Linked DNA regions of Homo sapiens: region 2 is linked to region 1. A link is a loop called in an ENCODE intact Hi-C map of the cell type or tissue named here. Cell type or tissue: IMR-90. All regions are shown on one strand. Links, peaks and the distances in the headings refer to the core of each region. The heading gives the core; the rest is flanking DNA.

Region 1 (7,908 bases), core at 2,009-6,008:
ACCTGCCTCCACCTCCCAAAGTGCTGGGATTACAGGCGTGAGCCACCATGCCTGGCCTATTTTACATATATTGTAGTAAATACAGGTATGCATTTTGGAGATATATATATATATCCTTTAACACATGAAGCTAAATAATGTTCAAAGTGGTAGTCCATTTACAACCCCCAAAACTGGATGAGAGTTCCAGTAACTCCACGTCTTTACCAATAAATACTTGGTCGCTGGTATTGCCAGTCTTTTAATCTTAGCCATTCTGGTGGCTGTTGAGGATTATTAATATATATGTTTTAAAATTAGTATTGTTCTGAAAACTAAAAGTATGGCTAACACTCCACATCATACATCTTTTCTTCCCTCTCCAGAGGTAACCATAATCTGAAGTTAGTAACATTTCCAGGCATCTTTTGGTACTTTTACAAGGTATGTGTGTGTGTGTGTGTGTGTGTGTGTGTGTGTGTGTGTGTGTGTGTGTATTCGTAAATGATAATGTATACAACTGATTTTTGCTTTACAGTTTTACATATGCGGCATTCCAATTTGATTTTTCACCAAATATCTCCCCCAAATTTAGGAATTAGTCCATATTGATGCTTATAAAGTCTATGAATTTTAATTGCTATATAGATAGCATGCAATTTGTTCCTTTTCCTAATAAAAGATAGGTTGCTTAAAAATTTTTGCTGTTGAACTGTGCTATGGTATCATTGTATATTTGTACGCAAATTTCTTATGGTAGAAACCTAGAAGGACAATGGTTGAATCTTTAGTTTTGCACATATTTACGTTTACTTAACATTGCCATGTGGTTCTCCAAAACAGGTTTAACATTTATACTCCCAGTAGAATTGCTTAAAATTTGTTTATCCGCCTTTCACCAATACTTTGATCTGCCAGGCTTTTACATTTTGGACAATCTTATGGGTGTCATTTATTCTGTATATAAATCTTTTGTCAGTTACATGGGTGTCAAAATTCATTCCCCTCATTTTCATTTGCCTTTTTACTTTATGTCTTTAATCATCCTGAAGTTTTTAAATTTTATTGAATTCATTGTTCATTAAATTTTTTGTTTTTTTGTGTGTGTCTTAATAAATCATTCTACTTTAATATCATAAAGGCATTCTCCTATGTTTTCTTAAAATAGTTTTATTTTTGCTTTGTATATTTAGGTCCTTCCACCTAGGACTTATTAAATATGTGCTGTTAATAGGGATCTAATTTTATCTTCCTCCATATGGATCGCCAATAGTCTTTGCCTCATTTATTGAATAATACCTGTCTTCTTACTGATGCTAATGCAACCCATACCATTTGCCAAATATCCAAATGTATGTGAGTCTGTATCTAGGCTTTCTATTCAGTTGCATTTGTCTATTTGCTGACACCTGAAACTATGCAATATTGTTTTAATTACTAGAGCTTTATAATAAATAAAAGTATCCTTCTGCTTGTATAACTAAAATGGTCTGGGCTTTTCAATCTTTAATTGTTCCTATGAATTTGAGAGAGCAATTAACCAAATTCCATTAAAAAAATCTATATGAGGATTTGATTTGAATTGCATTGAATTTATAGAATATTTCAGTTCCTTATAATTTTCATATCCCAAATTGCTTATTATAATTTTGTCGTTTTATATAATGTTTTAGATTTACCCTATATATTAAATAAATTGATTATTATTACTTTTTGTATTCCCTCCTGCCTTTTAAATTCCATTTTCATCTTGTGAAGACTGCCCTTTGAAATTCTTTCACTGAGTATCTGTGAATAGTAAAGGTTCTTTGTCTTTGTCAGAATATTTATTTTGCCATCACTCTTGGTAGTGAATACTGGCAGGCACTACCCAGATCCCTCTTCCTCAATGAAAGACTTATTTCCTGAGCTGCTGAGAGTGCAGCAAGCCAACACAATCCAGCTCTTGGCCATCTTCAGGAGTCCTTTAACCCAAGGTTGCACTCTTCTCCTTTGGCAGCGTTCATCCAGTGACTAAATGTCATAGGTGTATAAAGGTCCAGCCCAGTTCCCCTAACTCAAGACAACTCTGAAGGGATATCCCAGATTCAAAACGAGGCCTTCACTGAGACGTCACTGCAGGTCAACTCTTCCCTCTGCTCAATCCTGCTTCCATTTCTCCTGCAGATGTTGTTCCCCAAAGCATTCCCTAACATACTCATTATACTCTTCTCTGACTCAGAGTATGCTTCCTGGGGAAGCCAACCTAAAACAGTTGGTGTCAGGAGTGGTTCAAGTTAGGCTAAGATGGGATTTATGATTCGAATCACAGGCCATGTGACTATCAATGAGGACCCCCTCGGTGGTAGGTGTAGGACACACAGACCTCGGCACAAGGTAACAGTGCAATAGTTACAACTTTCATCAGTAATGAAACTGGGGTGGTATTCTAACGTAACTGGGGTGGTATTCTAATTTATATACGAGTAGGTAAAATGTATCAGGCATTTGAGAACTATGAGGGAAATAGTAACCTTAATGACAGTGGCATTGACTGTTATTGCTAAGTAAAATTGATTCTTTGAAAATAGCAAAAGGCTGAGATGGTTAATTGGCTATCAAAATCTAAGAGTAAATTCCAGAAGGCCTCTTTGGTCCAAATAAAGAGGCTTTTATCTCCTGCAGGGGGAGGGCAGGAAAAGCACAGGAATAGGCCTGGTACTGAATCCTAAGTGCGGCAGAGCTCCGAAAGAGATTAGGAAACCCAGCTTGGTCGGCTATGCAAAGGTGGAGGTGCTTGATCGGAAGGAGATTCTGATGCAGGGGGAGGATCATCAGGTTTCAGTTAAAAGCAGGCAGATTACACATTAGAGGTAGAGAATGTGGGATGATTTGTTCACAAAGGAATGGAATCCAGAGGGCATAACAGAAATAAGAGACAGGGGAGGCTGGTACGGAAGTTCATCAGGCAACTGAAGGCACAGTTTGCGCAGCAACCAAGAAAAGGTGGGATGTGAGGCACGCAAGATGTAGAGGTGGGGAAAGGTTTCCAACAGAATTCAACATGAATTTGCTGTTTGAGTCAATTGATCCAGTACCAAGTCTGTGAGTTCATTTTCCTCTTCCTTTTAGATTTCTCCTTTTTCTAAAAAAGTAAAACTGAGGGGGCCTTCCCCTGCTTTCCCTCCTTCTGCTTCCCTATTTTCCCTCGCATTCCCTTCCTTTTCTGCAGATCCTCTGCTTAGGAATGGGGCATTGGCCCCCGCAGGAGTGGGCGGGGAAGGGGCGGAGCGAACAGAGGTGGGCGGCTCCCGTCCTATGACGTCAGCCGTAAGGCGCTGCTGTCGTAAAAGGACGTCCGGTCCGTCTCCTAGTGTCCGGAATCGGCTGTCAGCCTCCCTGGCTGTTAGTACCTTCTTTCCCGGAGTCCTGGTCCACGAGTTGGATTTACTGCTGTCGCGGGTGGGCCTCACGCCATTCCCTGTCCCTCGGCCCCCTGAGTGAGTCCGGTCTCCCGGCGAAAGTGAGCGAGGTTTGCCCGGAGCGCGCACGAGGTAGGGTGTCCCGCGGGCGGGTGACGGTTGCGGGTCCCCGTTGCGGGTCCCCGAGCCGCCTGGCACCTCCGCCGCTTCTCCCCTGGACGCCCCTCCGCCCCACTGGGTCCTCCAGCTCCAGGCTGGACTCCTAAAGCCGCAGTGCCCCGTGCCTGTTTCCTCATTTGGTGACACACGCAGTGCATGCAAGAAGTTGGAGTGTTACCGGAAAAGGGCTTGAACCCGTATAAGGCTGAGAAGAAGATTCACTCTTTTGAGCGTGCAGAACAAACTGGAGGGAAAAAAAAATGAGATTTAACTTTATCAGAGGATTCAGAGGATATCTCTGAGGACGCAGAAAGTTAATCCGCATGATCACCTCGTGATTATTTTCTGAGGTTCTTTGGCCAGGGCAGCACGCCCTCTAGATTTTGTCATTTTACATATTGGAATGGTGCCTTAGTGGTCTGGGCGTTACGTTACCGAAATAACCACCTATTAAATCTGGCTATTTTTCAGTTGCTACCGTACTGCTTACCACCTGTTTTGTTTTTTTTTTAATTGAGCATTCAGTTCAGAAAACTTCAGTTTAGAAAAATCTTGTATTTCAACTAAATGATGAAAATTAAACATACTCTTAAACGTAAATTTGAACCCCGTTAAAATTACATGCTCACTGCGTGTAGAGGGAAGAGCATTTGTTAAAGTCAGAGCAACTAATACCTTAAATATCTTCAGAATGTTTTGACTTTGTAGTTAATAAATAGTGTTATTTGTTGACTGTTAGATGTTTTGTTTACATATTACATAGGAAAAATTAAACTTGTTATACTTAAGGTGTTGGCAGCGTCAGGTCATCTGAATATATAGCTCAAAAAAGTGATATAAACTGGCTAAATAATGCTCTTATTAATGATTTTTTTGTTTTTGCTAATGATACATGATTCATTTGTTTTAATGAGGTGCAGAATACTTTATCATTGGAGAAACTTTTTTCTTAGTGGGAAAAGAAGACTAGTTTGTCTTTTAGGGTAAATTTTTTTGACGTTTACATTTTTAGAATCGTTAGTGCCAATAAATGCGTTAAGGATCACCCGCTTCATTTGGAATAATATGTGCTTAACGTTTCATAAGGCTTAGAATGTGCTTAACTATCGAAAGGATAGAGTTTAACATTTAACAAGAAAAAGGACACTTTGTTATACTATTTCTTAGTTTATTAAAATAGTAAATGCAGTCAGTCAATTATATCTTTTCTGTTCTCTTGTGTCAAAATAGGGGAAAATGCCTAAAAAAAAGACTGGTGCGAGGAAGAAGGCTGAGAACCGCCGAGAACGTGAAAAACAACTAAGAGCATCAAGAAGCACTATAGATTTAGCTAAACATCCATGTAATGCCTCAATGGTATCAGCTTTTTTTGATATCAGTTGGTAGTTGGAAAAACTATATACTATTTTATCTGACGTATACCTGAATAAAATTTTAGTGAAGACAGTGTTTTTGCATATAGTTTGTTGCTGAATTTAGTATCTCTGGCACGTCTGTTGATTTCACTGAGTGGCAGTGATTGTTGTTGGATTTTATATTATTATAAAACCTAGCATATTACTTTACATACTGTTGGTGATAAAGGTAGATATTGGACAAGAATAGATAATAGAAACTTTCATCTTCCAGTTTCTTTAATGCCTTAGTCTTATTGGGTTTTCATCATATTTTCTTAGCAATTCTTTCATTTCTCTTTTCTGAACTTCCTACTTAACATCTGTTGGCTTCCCATTCTATTACCTTATCTACCTGTGCTAAGTGGGTTAGTCCTGATAATTTCTGGGCTGCTTTGAATGGTGGCTGCTTTTGAAATATGCTTTTTGAAATATGCGAAAAAGCAAACAATTAGGTCATCATTACCTCTTTCATTGACTGTAGAGTTATTCCGGTTCTCTCTATTTCCACTCCTTTCTTTGTTTTTCTTTTCCCACTGTTCCTATTTTTTCCTTCTCCTTTTGTCAAACATACATGAATTGTTTAATGTAGCTTAGTTTAGCAAACGTTTATTGTGCATCTACTCTGTGCCAGGTATTATTTCAGACACTGTGGGTAGTGATACATAGATGAATTACATGGTCTCTATTTCCAGAAGTTTATAGCTCAGTTATGTTGTATATTAGGATTTGTTTGTTTATAAATGACAGAAATCTAACTTAAATTAATCTTAGGGAAAAATAGTTTATTGAATGGATAATGGAATAACTCATATTGCTGGGAAGGGGAAGGATATACCTGGGACTCGGGGACAATTGGAACCTGGAACAACTTGTAGTTCTATCTTTTGCTTTTGTTTCTTATTCCTTATTAGTTCCATTTTTTCATATTGTCTTACTCCATTTGTTGGGTTTCATAGTTACAGGTAGCTTGCATGTCTCACATCACATATTGTGCCTCAGAGAAGGAAAGAACTCTGAAAGGCTGGACTTCACCCAGTGCCTGTCCCAGGGCTAACATTTATTGGGGTTGGTTGGGTGAGGACAGATTACATAGCGCAGATGTGACAGTGAGGCTGTCTTCTGTGTTTAAGAGTCCTTTCCAGAGAAGAGAGGTTCTGAATGACTGGCATGCCTAAATATATATAATGACAGCTAGATTTTGGAAGTGCTTCAATAAAGGTACAATGTATTTATTAGGACTAAGAGGTGATAAAGTTGGCTGTGTGTGGAAGGGGTACACTTCACAGAAGAGGTGGGATTTTCACCAGAACTTTCAACAGGTAGGAGGCACTTTTCAGGGAAAAGTGTTCGAATAAGTAAAGACATGGAGAAGAGAGAATATAAGACATATTTGGAGAATGGCTGACCATTAGTGACTTGAGTCTAAAAAGAATAGGCCAAGAAGGTTTGGAAAGTGATTAGGGGCCAGATTGTGGAGAGCTTTTAAAACCATGTTTAGGAATCTGGATTTTCTGTGAACTTTATTATTTTGTATTCTCTTTGGAACGGTGCCTTAGATAAATGCATTATTTTAAGGGTCACCCACTTCATTTGGAATAATATGTGCTTAACGTTTCATAAGGCTTAGAATGTACTTAACTATCAAAAGGATAGTTCTTGTGTTCATTCTGTGGTATTTTATTCCTTACAAACAATTGAAAAAGAAACTACCAATGTATTTAGCCTCCTTTGTGATAATGCCACTTCTTCAGGGAATCATATACCCGGAGTATCACTCTCGCATACCTTTGTTATTTTAAGCATGGGTAGGTGCTTGTATACATGGGTGGAGTTGGGGCTTTGGTGTAGTGTCACTTAAATTTTAACCTGAAAAGCAGGTTATTCTTTGTAATACAAGTAAATTTGCAGTTTTCAGTCAGCAGAAAAATTAATGTGATATTTTTATATGTTACAGGAATGTGACAAGTGTCAGAGGTAAATTTTATTTCTTTTTCTATCTACCTTTAATAAAATTGTCCCTCTGACTTTTTATCTGACATTGACCATAATTTAAAATTTTATTTTACATGACAAGGCGGCAGAAGAATAGAGCATTTTGCTACTTTTGTAATTCTGTACAGAAGTTACCAATTTGTGCACAGTGTGGTAAGTTTGTAATAATTAAGGACATATGCTTTTTATCAACTGGTAGTTCAACAATTTGAACTTGGGTGGGTTTGTTGCTATTGGTTACAGTGCTTACAATTGTTGATAATATTATGCCTTACCATTAACAAAATAACAAAACATGTTATTTTGCCTACCAAAAAACTATCAAGCCTTGGTTTTGTCTCTTTGATGTAATGCTGGAAAATAATTAAGGTACAATTTAGATACAGGTTACCAATAAGTGTTTTTAAACAGTGAAAGATCAGATTTCAGACATAACATTTGGTGATCCTGAACTTTTAGTTATACTACCTTAGTCTTGTCAGTATCTGTTTGTTTACTTATCTACATTTTGATTCCTGCTGATATTACCTGCAGTGTGTTAGACCATTGGGAATAATTTTATTCCACATTTACCTGGTACTTATTTTGTGATCAGTAGTTTTTGTGTTTGATGCTTACCATATGATTCATGAGTTTCCTCACATGTATTCCCAGGTGATTTAAATAGAGTTCTTAAGTCATGTGCCCGGTTCTTAAGTATAGGTGGAGACTTGTACCCCAAAATGATTATACAAAATAAAACTAAATGTTAGCAAGATGGGTGTTTCCCAAATAGTCTTCCACAGACTTCCTGAAATATTAATGGATATTTCTTGAAAAATATATATCGATATACATTTGAGAAATACTGCATGCATCCTCCTTTCATTCTCATCTGGGAGATTTCTATTATATATTTATATGTTAGAAGTTCTGAAGACTTGCAACAAAGAAACCCAATTAACTTTATTACTCTAGATTTACATCCCCCCCCAACTTTT
Region 2 (7,908 bases), core at 1,312-5,311, 490 kb after region 1:
GGTAATAATTGGGACTGCTGGGGATTTAGAGCTTACCTTTACCCCATAAGAAGAAGTCTCCCTGACTCTGAGCTAATTCTGGTGAAGATGACATTGTGGCAGAAGTGGATTACTTGCTCTCCTCTCTATGGTGCTATTCTCGCCTTCTGTGCTTCACAGGGATGTTGCCACTGCCAGGGTGCTCTCCAGCATACTTCCTCAGTCACTCCAGTCAAATTATAGATGTTTATTCACTGTTTTGATCCCTTTTAGTTGGGGGAACAAGCACCAGGTAACTATAGTCAGTCATCTTTCTAACTTCACTTGGACAGGTATTTTAATTATGTGCAATTTCCAGATTGACTTCCTCTTTTATTCAGGATTACTTTAAATGATAATTTTATGTTTATAAGTGGATGGGATTTTTTATTTGCTATTCTTTTATTATTAATTTGTAATTCAATATTATTCAATATTGAAAATTTTCAATATTATTCAATATTGAAAATTTTCAATATTATTCAATATTGAAAATTTTCAATATTGAAAAATTTCAATATTATTGAAATTTTCAGAATTCAATATTCAATTTAATAGTTCAATACTATTAATTTTTTGGTTTTGTGATCATATAATGTAACAAGTATGAATTCAGATTTGTGTAATGTTTGAGACTTTATTTTAGATCTAGGACATAAACACTTTAGGTCTAGGTCATAGATGACCTTTTACAAATATTCTGTATGTTTATTTTTAATGCGCTATCACTGTGGTGTAGGATGTCATGTATCTAATCTGTTTAATCAAATGTACATATATACTACATAAAAAGGTTGTTCATTGTGTTTTTAAAATTTGCCCTAGGCATTGGTTTGCTGGAGCCAGCTCTAATTGGCTCATTAGGGCCAATGGTTAAATAGTTAGGAATTTTATGAGCCAGCTTTTAAGCCATTGGTATTTTGAAGTCAGTATAGTGAGGTTTTTATACAACAAAAATTGGGAAATGCTACAAAACAACGATTTTTTTTTTGAGAGCTAGTTTACTGGCATATCAATGCTAGCCTTACTGATTTCTGTATATGTTTAAATTTCTAAAAACTATGTTAAAATATTTGATAACTTATTTTTCATATTCATTTTTCTCTATATAATTTGAAGCTATACTGTTAGGTACATAAACATTCATAACTATTATATCTTCTGAGAGGGTTTTATTTATTTATTTTCTCAACTTTTATTTTAGGTTCAGGGTGTATATGTGCAGGTTGGTTACATGGGTGAATTGTGTGTTGCTGAGGTTTGGTGTATGAATGATGCCATCACCCAGGTAGTGAGCACAGTAATCAATGAGTAGTTTTTCAACCCTTGTTCTCCTCCCACCCTCCCCCCACACTAACTCAGTGTCCAGTTTCTGTTTACCCCAACTTATAAGTGAGAAGATGCAGTATTTGATTTTCAACAGAAAATCACTAAAAATCATTATTTTGCCTATGATAATGGCTTCCAGCTGCATCCAAGCTGCTGCAAAGGATATGATTTCCTTCTTTTTATGACTGCATAGTATTCCAAGGTGTATATATACCACATTTTAAAAAATTCAGTCTACTGTTAATGTGGAATTACTGCAGGGCCTCAGCAATGGAGACAGTTATTGGCCCCTGGGGCAGGATACCCTCTATTAGTGGGTCTGGTATCAAGAAACCATTGAGCTGTATAATCTTAGGTCTTAGGGGTGGGAGGTGTTCAAGAGCCAGTGTTAATGGACATTCTCAGAGAGTTTTAACTTTTATCCATGTGCATTATCCATTATATTGTTTAGTACTTCTCACTTGAGTTCTACTTTTTCTCTATTCTTGTTACTACAGTCATATTTACTTGGCATATCTTTTTTTTGTAATTTTTAAGCATTTCGTATCATTTTATTTTTGTTTCATTTCTTATAAACTCATTTTAAAATTTATCTCTGTGTCTACTTTTTAACTAATGTTAGTATCCATCTCTTAGTAAGGAAATATAGTTTATTTACATCTTTGCTTGCATGAGTGAATGATTACTGGTATGTTTAGACTTACTACTGCCACATTGTTTTTTCTGTATATTTTTACTGCACTTTCTTTTTTTTCTTCTCTCTTTCTGCCTGTCCCCACTACCTCTACTACTATTACAACCTTCTGTTAGATTCTTTGAGTTTTGTTTGTTCATTTTATTTTATTTTGGTTTGGAAATTATACATGTCTGGCTTGGGTTTTTTTTTCATAGTTAAATTTTCTCTTGACTTTTTGCAATTAATTAGCATAAGTGTATTTCAAATTATCACAAATAAAATAATCATCAGAGTATGAGTTTACTTCCTCCTCTTCCTTTTCCTACACCATTTCCCCCAGGGAGAGTATCCATGATTTTCCTTGCACATTGCTACTTGTAAAAGTACATGGCTAAATCACTAGTTTCCTAGCATTGCGACTGATGATACAGTGACTGAAAAGGAGGATGAGATAATTTTTTATAATTACAAATATTTTCTATATCATGGTTGTGGTAGTAATTTCATGAGTGTATAGTGTCATCAGAACTGTATACTGTATGCTTAAAACAAGTGTATATTTTATTATCTTAAAATTGTATCTCAATAAAGTTTATTTAAAAGTATGGTACAGAATGTCAGACAGAGCAAGAAATAATTAGCAGGATGTAGAGAAAGCCCATTGCAAGTTACATCTTATGAAATTATACTGGCATGGTTTTTCCAGAAATACTTAGCAGTTTGGAACTTGAAATTGGCGAGATGAATGTAGCAGAAAGATGAAATGTGGGGTAAAATTAGTGTGCTATTTAGGATAGTATTTATTACAGTGACTGGCTGGGCCACCTTCTGGTTAGGGAAGCTAGTGCAGCTAAGATGCTGATAGTTGTGAGAATAAGGACAATCTGTTTATAATATAAACAAATTAAAAATCAAATCCAGTAATTATGTCATATGTGCTTTTTATATGCTTAGCATGCTTATAGGTGTTGTAGGTACAGTAACTAGTAAGATACACAAGGTTTCTGACCACAAGAATTTCACATTTTTGCAAAATGAATGATGTCAAAAATGTACTTTAATGAATTGCCATTAGTTATTTAGACTCAAATATAAATGTTACTAATTCTGCATACTTATATCCCACATCTTTTTTGAATAACTTTTTAATTTATCTGGAATGCATTTTTTACTTAATTATTTCATAGACATTCTGTGGGTCTTATATTTTCTAAGATGTGCTATGAAAGAATGTTTTTGCCCTCCTTTTCAAATACTAATAGCTTTCTAGGTTCAAACTCATTCTCACTTAGAACCTTGAAGATGAATTCTCTTGTCTTGTAAGTACCATGATCAGATTCATTCTGATTTTTGTCCTTAAATAGCTTTCTATTAGCATGTGTTTCATTATCCTGGAATTAGGAAATTCAATTTAAAATTGCTGTGTTTTTCAATTATCCCTTTTATGCCCTGTCAATGTGAAAGCTTGTGTTCTACTTCAGCTCTGTAAACTTTTCTTTTATGACTGTTTTGATTGTTTCATTCTGTCTGTTGTCTCTTTGCTGTCTGTTTATGGAACTCCTTTTGGATACTATGTTGGAATTTCTACACCTATCTATCTGATAATTTCCAACTTTTTCTTCTTCTGTACTATGGTTTGGGATAATTTCTTCACCTTAGTGAGTGTTTGAATGAAGTGCTTTTGAAAACTGACTAGAGGAACAGATATCATTGATTGTTTCCGGACAGTAGGTTAAATATATTTTTGCTGCCCTGAGGAAGCTGTCCATTGTTCCTGCCCTGGAGAATTATACTAGCTGGGATTTTTCAAAAACATTTATACCAAACATTTTCAAAAACATTTGCACCAAGTGACAATAGCCCATGAACATAGTGCTACAGAAAACTATGATCAGAGAGTGGTAAGAGATCTACCATATATCCCCTCCAGCTACATAAATGAATATCCCTTGTTTACCTTAAACAATAAGCTACCTGAGGTGTTTCTATATTTATTTTATATATTTCTATAAATAAATATATTGTTTAAATATATATTAAATATTGTTTAAATATATATTTCTATATATAAATATATTGTTTAAATATAGTGTTTCTATATTTACCCACTATCTGTTTAATTAATGCTTTTTGATAGTGATTGAAACTAAGATGTCCAAATCTTACTGCTACCTCTGTCCCTGGCAGCTCAAAAAATATTTATATAGATTATTGTTTGCTTTGGAAACATTTCAATATAATTAACCAATTTGTCTTATTTTAAGCATTCCAAAGAACTTAAAGGTGTTTCATTAAAAAAGATACATATATTTATATACCTTTGTATGAAGTAGTTACCTAATCATTTTTTTTTGTTTTGATAAGCTGAAATTTATAGGCCTTATAAACATATTGTGTAGCCTTATAAGAGAATTAATACCAACCTCAGGTCTTATATTTGTATGAATGAATTTTTAAAAATCATTATAGTAACCCAAGTTATTATAGTTTGTATTGGGGCTTATTTAGCCTTGATATTGAATACAGATTAAGTTTGAGGACATTTCTTATTTGAAAATCTCATATTGGTGTCAATTTAAAACAGTTTGAAAGCAATTGCTGAAAATGTCTTAGTGCGATTAATGATAGGAAGATTGGAGATGTTTAAAGATATCACTTTCTCAGCTGTACTTAAATTAGGACTGAAGAGATCTGTAGCGGTCAAAAGCTGGCAAACCAACTGTTTATTTATCAAAACCGACTAGTTATTTATCAAAGCAGGTGGTTGGTGATTCAAATCCATCAACCACCTGTTTTTATAAATAAAGTTGTATTGGAACACAGCCATACCCATTTGTTTATGTGTTGTCTATAGCTGCTCTTACACTACAGTGGATGAGTTAATCACTGGCAACAAAGTCTACAAGACTTGCAAAGCATAAAACATTATCTGGCCCTCTACACAAAGTGTTAACCAGTTGCTGCTTTAAACAACGGTGACAGTTTTGTGGAGTCTTACTGACCACTACTTTCATACTGTTAGGAAAATGGCTCACAGTCATCTGAAAACACACTATACTTGGTTGCATATGGCCTTGCTTGGGTTCTGCCTTCTGCCTCAATGCTGTTTTTCTCCTTTCACTCATGCCTAGAATATATCCAACCTTCAAGGTATGATTCACGTAACACTACCTTTATGAAGTCCTATCATAAAGAAATGAAGTAAAATTTCCTGGACAAATCTCCCAATCGCTCCCTTACATATAGTTTGAAATCCCTTGCCCCTCTCTTCCTTGTACTTGCTTGGTATACACATAACATGTTTAAATCCAGTTCTGTACCTATTCCAGGCTTTCTTTCCCTTTCAGCTTACTGTGGCTGGAGAAAACACATACCACCCTAATGACTAATCTCACTCCACAACCATTCACAACATTGATCCTTCAAAAGGTCAGGCTCTCATACTATTCTCCCAGTTACCTAAATGGCTATTTTGTGTGTCCTCTTCCCTCTCCTCCTCCTCCTGTCCCCATCCTCCTCCTGTCCCCATCCTCCTCCAATCTTCACTTTCTGCTCATGTCTTTTTATTTTAATTCACTGAGAAAATGGAAGTAATAGTAGAAAACTTACACCTACCTACCAGCCCCATCCCCCTTATAACTCAGCATTCCTTCCCGTGACAGTAGATGACTCAGCCCTCGCCCCCTCTTGGAGGTGAGCTAACATCCTCATCTTCACTTGCTTATTAGAGAACATTACTCTGGCACTTCCCACCCCCTCCAAAATCCTTAATTCCCCCTCTCTAATAAGTCAGTCCCATCAGCATGCAAACATGTTGTTATTTCCACCACTTACCACCTGCAACAACCCCCTTTCCTTCCTCCCTTTTGGAGCAGGATTCTTAAAAACATTGCCTGCACTAGCATCTTAAAAACCTTTTCTTGCTACTTTCTTGTCAGCCATCCCAGGCAGGCTTCTGCCTCCATCTAACCCCTAAAAGTGCTATTGTCAGAGTCATCTGACATGACCTCCGGGTTGCCAAGCCCACTGGTCAGTGCTGAAACTGTGTCTTGCTTGGCCTGTCAGTGCATTTGATGTGTCCATCATTCCCTTTTGCTGGATATACTTCCCTTGACTGACTTCTAGAATATGATACTCTTCATTTTCCCCTTATTCAGTAGTCATTCCTTTTGATTTTTCTTTCCTGGTCCTTCTTTTATAATCCTTGACCTAATTAATACTGAAGTATCCCATGCTCAGGTTTTGGTCCTTTTCTCTACCTACATCACTCCCTCATGAGCACTCTGATGAGTTGCATATCTATTTCCAGTTCAGACACATTCCTGAACTCGAGATTTATGTATCCAATGGCATATTTGATATTTCCTTGTGCATATCTAATGAGCCTTTCAAACTCAGCATGTCCAGAACTGAAACTCCTGACCTGTCCCCTCTCCTCAAGGCATCAGCTGTGTCCAAGGCTTGCTTTTTTCAGTTGATGTCAGCTCCATCTTCTCAGGTGTTCAGAGGAAAAGACTCAGAGTCATTCTCATTCTCTTTTTCCTCCTGTACCCTGCAATCTGTCTGGAAATTATATTAGTCCTATCATAAAAAATGATTCCAGACTCTAACCACATGTATCTATCTCCACTGCTACCCCAAGCAGATTCAGGTCCTCCTCTCCTCCACCTTTCTGACCTCATCTCAGACTACTCTTGCCCTTGCTCATTCCACTGGCTTCTTTTCTGTCCCTTAGACTCATAGCCACACAGTTGCCTCTGCCCTAGCTATTCCCTCTGCTTCAAATAGTCTTCACTGAGATACCACCGGGGCTCACACCCTTTCTATCTTTACCCTGACTACCCAAAATTTCAACCTCACCCTTCTTACCTTGTTTCCTTTTTCCTAGATAATTTTTCACTCTCTAATAAAATACATAATTATAATAACTTATTTGTGCATTTTCTATATGGTTCATCTTTCTTTCTGAAATCAAGATTGTGTTCTGCCATCATTGATGTATTCCAAGGTCATAAAAAATGCCTAGCCCATAATAAATATTCAGTGAATATTTACTAAATGAATCAAGGAAAGTGATGTTGTCTTATAGTCTCTATATTCTATTCAGTCTCGGCTTGTCTTTTCTAGTGGTTTGAATGAATGGATGATGCATTTAACCCAGAAAACCAATACTTGTAAATCTTTTATTCTTGTATGTTTAATTAATTTTAAATGTGTGATTAGACAAGTTAATAAGCAGAACAAAACATCAAGTATGTTAGATCATCTTTCCTCACTGGGAAGAACTATAATATTGGTATAGAATGTAAGATGTTTACAGTTATTTTCACAAGCAATGATTTGCTTGGGAAATAGCAATGGTGTGAGCCCCGACAGTATCTGGGTGAAGAATATTTGAAGCAGAAGGAAAATCTAGAGCAGAGGCAACTGTGTGACTACGAGTCTAAGGGACAGTTTTCACTCCAGAATGAAAACTATAGAGATGCCTGCCTGCGTTAACTTGCTCACCTCACTATGTATTTTCCCTGGGCAGTACCATCCTGCTAGGATTTCAGTGCTGCCATGAGTCAGCAGTCACCTTGCAGTGAGATCCAATCACAAGATTCCAAACAATTCCTACCCTGTGAGCTCCTTGAGGACAGGGCTGGGATTTAGTCTCTTTTATTTCACAGGCCCAGAGTTCTAGGATGGCAGAATGGTTTCGGGTGCCAGGCCCCACCTGGTTGCTCTCCATGGGCATACTGCCCAGGGCTGCCTTGGGACTTGGCTCCCTACATTTTGGTGCAGCAGTCTTCAGCCACCCCAACTATGGCTTAAGTGGCCCCAGCTGCAGCTTGACCCACTGCTTCACAAGATACAGGTGGTAAGCCTTGGTGAAATTCATG

The links. A loop is a pair of places that touch in the nucleus more often than their neighbours do. Peaks named below come from ENCODE experiments on the same cell type or tissue, not always from the same donor. Only the 100,000 strongest peaks of a DNase experiment are listed, where the experiment ranks them.
Region 2: a loop joins it to region 1, with 2.8 times the contacts of the local background. A loop is called at or near these places in 2 of 110 quality-filtered maps.

What each region holds. Positions count from the first base shown.
Region 1 is chr4:141,217,597-141,225,504 of GRCh38, forward strand. It overlaps ZNF330 (zinc finger protein 330), which reads left to right and starts at 3,299. Exons shown (of 10, transcript NM_014487.6): 1 at 3,299-3,512; 2 at 4,770-4,895; 3 at 6,891-6,910; 4 at 7,011-7,081. The coding sequence starts at 4,776. RefSeq lists enhancers at 3,084-3,590, 3,591-4,095. In IMR-90, for the core only: CTCF peaks have their summits at 3,313 and 3,923; a DNase peak (open chromatin) is centred at 3,295; H3K4me3 peaks cover 1,398 bases; H3K27ac peaks cover 706 bases.
Region 2 is chr4:141,708,567-141,716,474 of GRCh38, forward strand. All of the region lies in intron 2 of IL15 (interleukin 15), which reads left to right. Among named protein-coding and RNA genes, the nearest start is that of IL15, 76 kb to the left of the region's middle. In IMR-90, for the core only: a CTCF peak has its summit at 2,849 (motif pointing left); no DNase peak of the experiment used is centred there.